3 separate regions of the Mus musculus genome follow, and all the other regions are linked to region 1. Evidence: chromatin loops called from intact Hi-C (ENCODE). Cell type or tissue: left cerebral cortex. All regions are shown on one strand.

Region 1 (2,500 bases):
ATCCGGACTGCCCGGAACTTTGCCTGTCCTTTCTCAATTGCGTTTCTTAGTGCTCTTCTCCCCAAAGAGTATTCTTCTATTCGACTTATGTTTTATACACAGAAGTCACTTCACTCCTCTCTGAGTCCTCTCAATTCTAATATAAAAAGTGAACATATGGTTTTCCCTGAAATTGGTAGGCTCTGTGGTATACACTGTTGGTTAGTGAACTTCAGAAGCAGCCTGGGAATATGGCCTTTAACTGCTTACAGAGGGACAAACAATAAAAGGGGGAAGGCATTTACCCTGGACAGAGCCCACAGTAACTCCATCAGTCTACACACAATGCAACACTCGTCGACAGTTTCCTGATGTGAGCTGGAATAATAACCATTTCTTTTTTTTTTTAATTTGAATTATCAAGGGTGTAAGTCTCTTTTTTTCCATTTTTATTAGGTATTTAGCATATTTACATTTCCAATGCTATACCAAAAGTCCCCCATACCCACCCACCCCCACTCCCCTACCCACCCACTCCCCCTTTTTGGCCCTGGCGTTCCCCTGTACTGGGGCATATAAAGTTTGCAAGTCCAATGGGCCTCTCTTTCCAGTGATGGTCGACTAGGCCATCTTTTGATACATATGCAGCTAGAGTCAAGAGCTCCGGGGTACTGGTTAGTTCATAATGTTGTTCCACCTATAGGGTTGCAGATCCCTTTAGCTCCTTGGGTACTTTCTCTAGCTCCTCCATTGGGAGCCCTGTGATCCATCCATTAGCTGACTGTGAGCATCCACTTCTGTGTTTGCTAGGCCCCATAATAACCATTTCTTAAGTCAGGAAATCTACATAACAGATTTTTTTATACAACCAAGATCCTCGTATCATTGCGTTTATAATCTTGCTTAATCCACATATTTGCTTTCGTGACTCATTCTATAAAAATTTGAGCAGTGGACTTTTTAAATTTATAAAACAATGCAAAGGAAACCCATGGCACTAGGTGGCACTGTGGGACCTTCCAGGGCAAAGCAATACCAGAAAGTTCTGTGCTAGACAAATTGTTACCGTTGGTTCTGTGCATATAAGTGCACATCAAATATTTTGTGCATCGTCCAATGCCACGCTCATAAAAGCAGCACAATACTGAAACAAGTTCAAAAGAACTCTTTCGGGAAGACACACTCTCATTTCTAATCCCTCGTCCTAATTCCTATGTCCTTAAAAGTTTTTTTTTCACATATTGAATGCATTTTTGAAGCATGTTTCTTCATCAACCCTTTTAAATTTTACTTTAAAGATACTTTTCATTTAAGACTAAAACATCTACATTTAGGACTAAAGCAAGTCACTAATTATCTATTTTTCCCAAAGAATTTCTCCTAGAAAGCTTCTTCCATCAGGGTTCACACTGAAGTCCTGCACTGTGCCCTCTGCTCCCCCAGATGTGACGGCTCCCCCAGATGTGACTACTTGCTGCTGAGTTGCTCGTTTGAATGCAGCTGCCAGCTCATCAAGGTAAAAGTAGGAATAAGGCGGCAGGTAAGGAGATAAAGATATGGACAATATATACACTCGAACTCAGATAAACACAGGCTATCTGCTGTGGACTACCCACTGATCCAACTCGGCCCTCCTGTCCCTAACCGTTTACCTACAAGTGACAAATCTCAAGATAACTCAGGTCAAATAAAGGTATAATAGCAACTTGTCATCTGTCCACAATGTTCTATCACATATGCAGGCCCCTCCTTAAAGAACAAATGCTACTAGTGACGTGGGAGGTAACAGAGTTCACAAACCTCAAAACTAAAGCACTTAGTATTGAATGTACAGAGACATATGATAGTGTAAGGCTTTTTTGTCTTTTGGTTTTTGGTTTTTGGTTTTTTTGATAGTGTAAGTTTTTAAAGGGTAAAATTTATCCACATTAACAATGAGGATGAAGCTTAGTATTACAGGCACAAGTATGATATTTTTAACAAACGTAACAAAAGTCATGTCTAGGAATGCTGTCTTTCAAGTCTGTCGGGGAAAGCCGCCAAGTTCATCTGTAAGCCATGCATCACACAGAACAGCTTCCTTGCAACCTACGAAAATAACAAAGTCCTGTCATTCCTGAACTTCTGGAGACCACAGAGAGGACAATCCTCACATTAGCTACAGGCAGGGCTTGAAAGATAAACACTGAGGCTGTGTGTCACAGAAAGCCAGTGACCAGGAGCAGGTCACAGAGGGAATCAGTTAGCTTGAATGGGGGATTAGCCTTACCTCAGCACCAAAGGTAAATAGATGGTGTTTCGGGTATTTCCAATGGTGTAGTGTCTATACACAGGTGTTTCTGCGGGCACTAAGAACCATCTAGAATCTTTAGCTCATTTACTGTCTGCGGTCCCTGTTCTCTCACCTACTTCTGCAACCCGCCTTCTCCCTCAGAGTAGAGGTTTGGCTTAAACAGTGACCTTGGTTTGAAGGCCAGAGGGATTGGGCAGGACCTTCAAGATAGCAGCAGAGTAGCCATCT
Region 2 (2,500 bases), 200 kb after region 1:
ACTGCTTGTGTGGTTTAGATTAGATATATAAATGGTAGCCAAGAAGATCAGTAGTGTAGCAGGGTAGAAATACATCAAATGAGTGTAACCTTGACTTTGACATAGAAAGGACTTTAGTGGGCCCAAGGCATCACAAATTATATCATATTAGCACTTTGAGGATGAGCATCTGCCATGCTTTTACGTGCTGCATGCTTGTCAGGGTGCTAAGGTAAATCCACACTTTAGATTCCTATCACGCAAATCAATCCAGATACCAACCTACAGCTTCTCTTGGCCGCCATGCAGCTAAACCCACCTTGAGAATCTGCACATGAACATCTGTGACAGAGAGAAAGGAAGAGGGAAACATTAACATTTTGGGGGCATACAAATATAATTTGTTTGTTCTATACACTTACATGGATGAGATTTACAGGGAAATCATGAGCCATACATAACATATCGAAAGAAAAGAGTGGCCTGGCAAGATGATTCAGCCAGCAAAGGTGCTTGTCACCAAGCCTGAGGAGCAGAGTTCACTTCCTAAGACCCACATGATAGGAGAGAATCAACAGCTGAAAGTTGTCTGCCAACCTTCTCACACACACACAAAGGCAGGTGCATATGTGTCTGCACACACACAATAACTAATGTATAAAAATGCAAAAATATTAAAAAGGAAAAGGTAAATGTTTAAAGGTGAGCTTGTCATTGCAGAAACAAGGTCCAGCACATGAAGAGTGGGAGGGAGGGAGGGAGGGAGGGAGGGAGGGAGAGAGAGAGAGAGAGAGAGAGAGAGAGAGAGAGAGAGAGAATGCCTATAAGGAATTGAACATGTTTTATTCACTCACTCCATATTTATATAGCTGAGAAGTATTTATAATCTTTGCAGCCATCCCATTAGCATTTCTTCTTAGGTGTTTTCTGTTTCCTACAAAATGTATGCTGTTTTGTTTCTAAGCCATCTGGGGATGGGGAAGGAAGGAAGGAGACTTCACATCCTCTACATGCATGAGATTTGACGTGGGCTGTAGTCCTCCACTTCCTGGTGGCTTCCCAGCAGATGTCGCAGTCATGACTTTATTCAAGTCCTGTTGGATGTCTGCAAATCTCTCCTTTTGTAAGTTTTCCCTTTATCTCTGGGAAGAGGCAGTGAAGTTTGCTTTCTGCCAGGTGGCTTTGATTCCTCCCAGTGCCTGGAACATCAACAGAGCTCCGGGGGCAGTCCCATGCGTCTCTCTAGAAAAATAAAAAAGAATACACAGCGGAAAAAAAAAATCAGAATCACCGTGTCTTGTTGCCAACACCTTTGCGAAAGGTCTGGTGCATGATTAAACGTTTACAACCTGATTTAGTGAAGAATACCACTCTAAAGACTTGGCAGATGGAAAAAAGAAGACCATGCTGGGACTAACACAAGTGTGATACAGGGAATGCATACACGGGGGAGAATGCATGGTGAGGCACTTACAGATTCTGTACATAAAAGGTCAGGACAGGCACAGGGAAGAAACCACTGCTTTTAAAGGGCCCTGGTTTTTGTGAGATCCTTGAACGAGGGGTGAGGTGGCCTTCCAACCAAAGTCTGTTACACAGCCGTGCAATCTTCCAGACACCTGTAGGTATGTGCCCTGTGACACAGGACTGTGCTGCTCAGTTGATGCTGCTCAAAAGAAGTCTGTTGCACAAATGTGAGCACTCAGTGCATAGACTGATGCAAGAGGAAGGTCTGAGAGTATTAAAGAGGATGTAGGTAGCATTGAGGGCACGAGGAGAACTGAGTCCTTTGACAAGCAGCCTTAAGCTGACTTCTCATTGGCAGGCTGCTCACATCTCTCAGCCGTTAAGAGGACTGCGTTTCCTTTGTCTAAAGCGTTGAGTGGTTATGAATAGTAAGGATAGGCCATCTGTAATTATTTTTTAATTATTAATGGTTTTGTTAGATCCTTTCCCTTTTACATTACATTTCTGTTAATGTAAGTTAAAGCATATGTACTTCAGGTCCCAAGCTGCTCCCCAGTGTGGCTTTCATTGTTTCATAACATTACTTCAGCTGTCTGGGAGGTGTCTCTGGAAGAGCCTGCCTCCATCCAGCCACCCTGGCCATGCTAACAGATTCAGGTACTGTCTGCCAATACACATCCACTGGCCACAGCATTAGTCATGATCAAATTGTTAAATTCCCAATGGTGTCCAGTGTCAGAGGCATGGCATGCACAAAAGCTTTAGGCTCTTAGCCACAGTCTCAAAGGTGAACGCAGGGACATCTATTTTTATTTGGAGCCCTGGGTGAAAGGTCTTTTAACATTTTACATGTGCAAAGATTTTTCACTTAACTAGAAGCTAAGTGAGGAGAAAAGGGTAAGTTTGAAAAAAATTAGAGGGAGAAAACTGGCACATAAGTTTAGTGGTCTGACTAAAGGCCGGCTGAGTAATTTAATCAGAATAAATACTTAGTATTTGGAAATTAGGAAAATAATGACACTCAGAAATGTATGGGGGAAAGCTTTCCTTTGAG
Region 3 (2,500 bases), 210 kb after region 1:
TCAACGGGTCTTGCCTTTCATATTAATTTTTATGACCTGGGATGCTGCCTGTGCGCGTGTTGTGTTGTGTTGTGTTGTGTTGTCTGTGGCTCACTTTTCCTCCCCCTGCACATTGGCTTCTCGCGCAGGCTTCCCCTCTCTTCTCGCTGCCGAGTTTCAGGATCACTGTCATTATTATTATTTTAACGTTCTGGGAATGCTGTAGGCACGGTGGCGGTGGCGAGCCCTGGGCCGGGGGCTTCCGGAGAGAGCGCTCACAATTCCCTGCTGAGCGTAATGTGTGCCTTCTACTTACAATTGCAGAGCAATATATTCGGCGGGCTGGATGAGAGTCTGCTGGCCCGTGCCGAGGCTCTGGCCGCCGTGGACATCGTCTCCCAGAGTAAGAGCCACCACCACCATCCGCCCCACCACAGCCCCTTCAAGCCGGACGCCACTTACCACACCATGAACACCATCCCGTGCACGTCGGCAGCCTCCTCTTCTTCTGTGCCCATCTCGCACCCGTCCGCTCTGGCTGGCACCCATCACCACCACCACCACCACCATCACCACCATCACCAGCCGCACCAGGCGCTGGAGGGCGAGCTGCTTGAGCACCTAAGCCCCGGGCTGGCCCTGGGAGCTATGGCGGGCCCCGACGGCACGGTGGTGTCCACTCCGGCTCACGCACCACACATGGCCACCATGAACCCCATGCACCAAGCAGCCCTGAGCATGGCCCACGCACATGGGCTGCCCTCGCACATGGGCTGCATGAGCGACGTGGATGCAGACCCGCGGGACCTGGAGGCGTTCGCCGAGCGTTTCAAGCAGCGACGCATCAAGCTGGGAGTGACCCAGGCAGATGTGGGCTCGGCGCTGGCCAACCTCAAGATCCCGGGCGTGGGCTCGCTCAGCCAGAGCACCATCTGCAGGTTTGAGTCTCTCACGCTGTCACACAACAACATGATCGCGCTCAAGCCCATCCTGCAGGCGTGGCTGGAGGAAGCTGAGAAATCCCACCGCGAGAAGCTCACTAAGCCGGAGCTCTTCAATGGCGCGGAGAAGAAGCGCAAGCGCACGTCCATCGCGGCGCCGGAGAAGCGCTCTCTGGAAGCCTACTTCGCCATCCAGCCAAGGCCCTCCTCGGAGAAGATCGCGGCCATCGCCGAAAAGCTGGATCTCAAGAAAAATGTGGTGCGCGTCTGGTTCTGCAACCAGAGGCAGAAACAGAAGAGAATGAAATACTCTGCCGGCATTTAGGGACCCTTCTCCAGGGATGGCCCTTTCCCTTCGCCCTCTTTTTTTCTAACCCCCTTCTTGTCTCTTCTGCCTCTTTCCTTTCTACTTTGGCTATCAGAAAACAATTCCGGTAAATGTGAACCCAGACCAAGCCAGGAGCAAAGAAGCAAGCAGCTGAGCCCAAATCAGAGAGATTGTGAACCGGTTTCGCAGTGAAGAAAAACCAAAACCACAAACAACACAACACGAAAAGGAATTTGTCAAGTTGTAGCAGAGCTGTCCCCTTTAACTGCACCTGGGCTGCTCGGCTTCATCAGAGAAAGCGAGGAGCTGACTGTCAACAGGAAGGTAGAGGGACAAGCTTTTGAAAACCCTGCAAGAATGAGCAAGTAAGATTTGTTTTTGTTCTTACAGACGTCACCTTGTTCATGTTTAAAAGTACACTTTGCAGCTATTTTTCAGAAATAGAAATTGATTCAGGACTGAAACTCGAAGCTAGAGTTGATGCTTAATGTGATATGATAGAGACATCTCTAAAGTATTTTGAATTAAAAAAAGATGGCAGATTTTCTGCATTTACACTGTATATTATATATATATTTTTACTGTGGTTCTTATCGCTTTCTTCCTTCTCTGAAGTGTTAACACTTATGGAAGGAGTTGCGCCTGCTGTGTTCACTGATCTTGACAGCTATTATTAGATTATTGCCGTACAACCCTCTGTAAATTATTAATTTATCTCTCTGGCAACTTAATTTTGTGCACATCCTAATTAATTAAACTTCTTTAGTCTGAAAAATAAAACCGGCGGATACGTATAGCTAGTGATGCTCAAAACATTTTTCTTTTTTTCTTTTTGGTCCTGGATTTTTACAGCTTCCCACTTAGACTGTGTTCGCTTTGGCCTAGTTGTATATTCTCACTTTGAATGAAGATTGTTTCTTCCCTTTGTTTTTGACTGGTAGTGATCTAATTTGTGAGCTGACACTTTATAATTGATGTCTTAACCGTGTAGACCAGATTCACTGTCCGAAGTCTTGTTTACTTCCTTACATATTTAATGGGGATTCCCATATTGTCCCCGCGGCACACGTGCTCTCTCACTCACCTTACATGCCTACACACAAACACACATACACATCTCTAACAGAAGAGAAGAAGCAGCTGGAGGTACCAACGATGAGCAGTGTATACTTTCCCAGCCTTAGGTGCAGTCTCCACTTGGTGCTTACTCTGCTGGATTCTAAGATTTCACCAAGGTATTTCCATCTCCCAG

The links. A loop is a pair of places that touch in the nucleus more often than their neighbours do. Peaks named below come from ENCODE experiments on the same cell type or tissue, not always from the same donor. Only the 100,000 strongest peaks of a DNase experiment are listed, where the experiment ranks them.
Region 2: a loop joins it to region 1, with 2.5 times the contacts of the local background. A loop is called at or near these places in 9 of 42 quality-filtered maps.
Region 3: it touches region 1 in a loop (2.8-fold over the local background); 10 of 42 quality-filtered maps call a loop at or near these places.

Annotation. Positions count from the first base shown.
Region 1 is chr8:78,647,579-78,650,078 of GRCm38, reverse strand. All of the region lies in intron 5 of Slc10a7 (solute carrier family 10 (sodium/bile acid cotransporter family), member 7), which reads right to left. Among named protein-coding and RNA genes, the nearest start is that of Gm39203, 26 kb to the left of the region's middle. In left cerebral cortex, a CTCF peak has its summit at 985 (motif pointing right); a DNase peak (open chromatin) is centred at 982.
Region 2 is chr8:78,442,612-78,445,111 of GRCm38, reverse strand. No RefSeq gene overlaps it. Among named protein-coding and RNA genes, the nearest start is that of Pou4f2, 7.2 kb to the right of the region's middle. In left cerebral cortex, no CTCF peak of the experiment used is centred here; a DNase peak (open chromatin) is centred at 1,027.
Region 3 is chr8:78,433,482-78,435,981 of GRCm38, reverse strand. Pou4f2 (POU domain, class 4, transcription factor 2) reads left to right here. Exons shown (of 2, transcript NM_138944.3): 2 at 304-2,500. The coding sequence ends at 1,245. Among named protein-coding and RNA genes, the nearest start is that of Pou4f2, 1.9 kb to the left of the region's middle. In left cerebral cortex, no CTCF peak of the experiment used is centred here; DNase peaks (open chromatin) are centred at 1,046 and 1,462.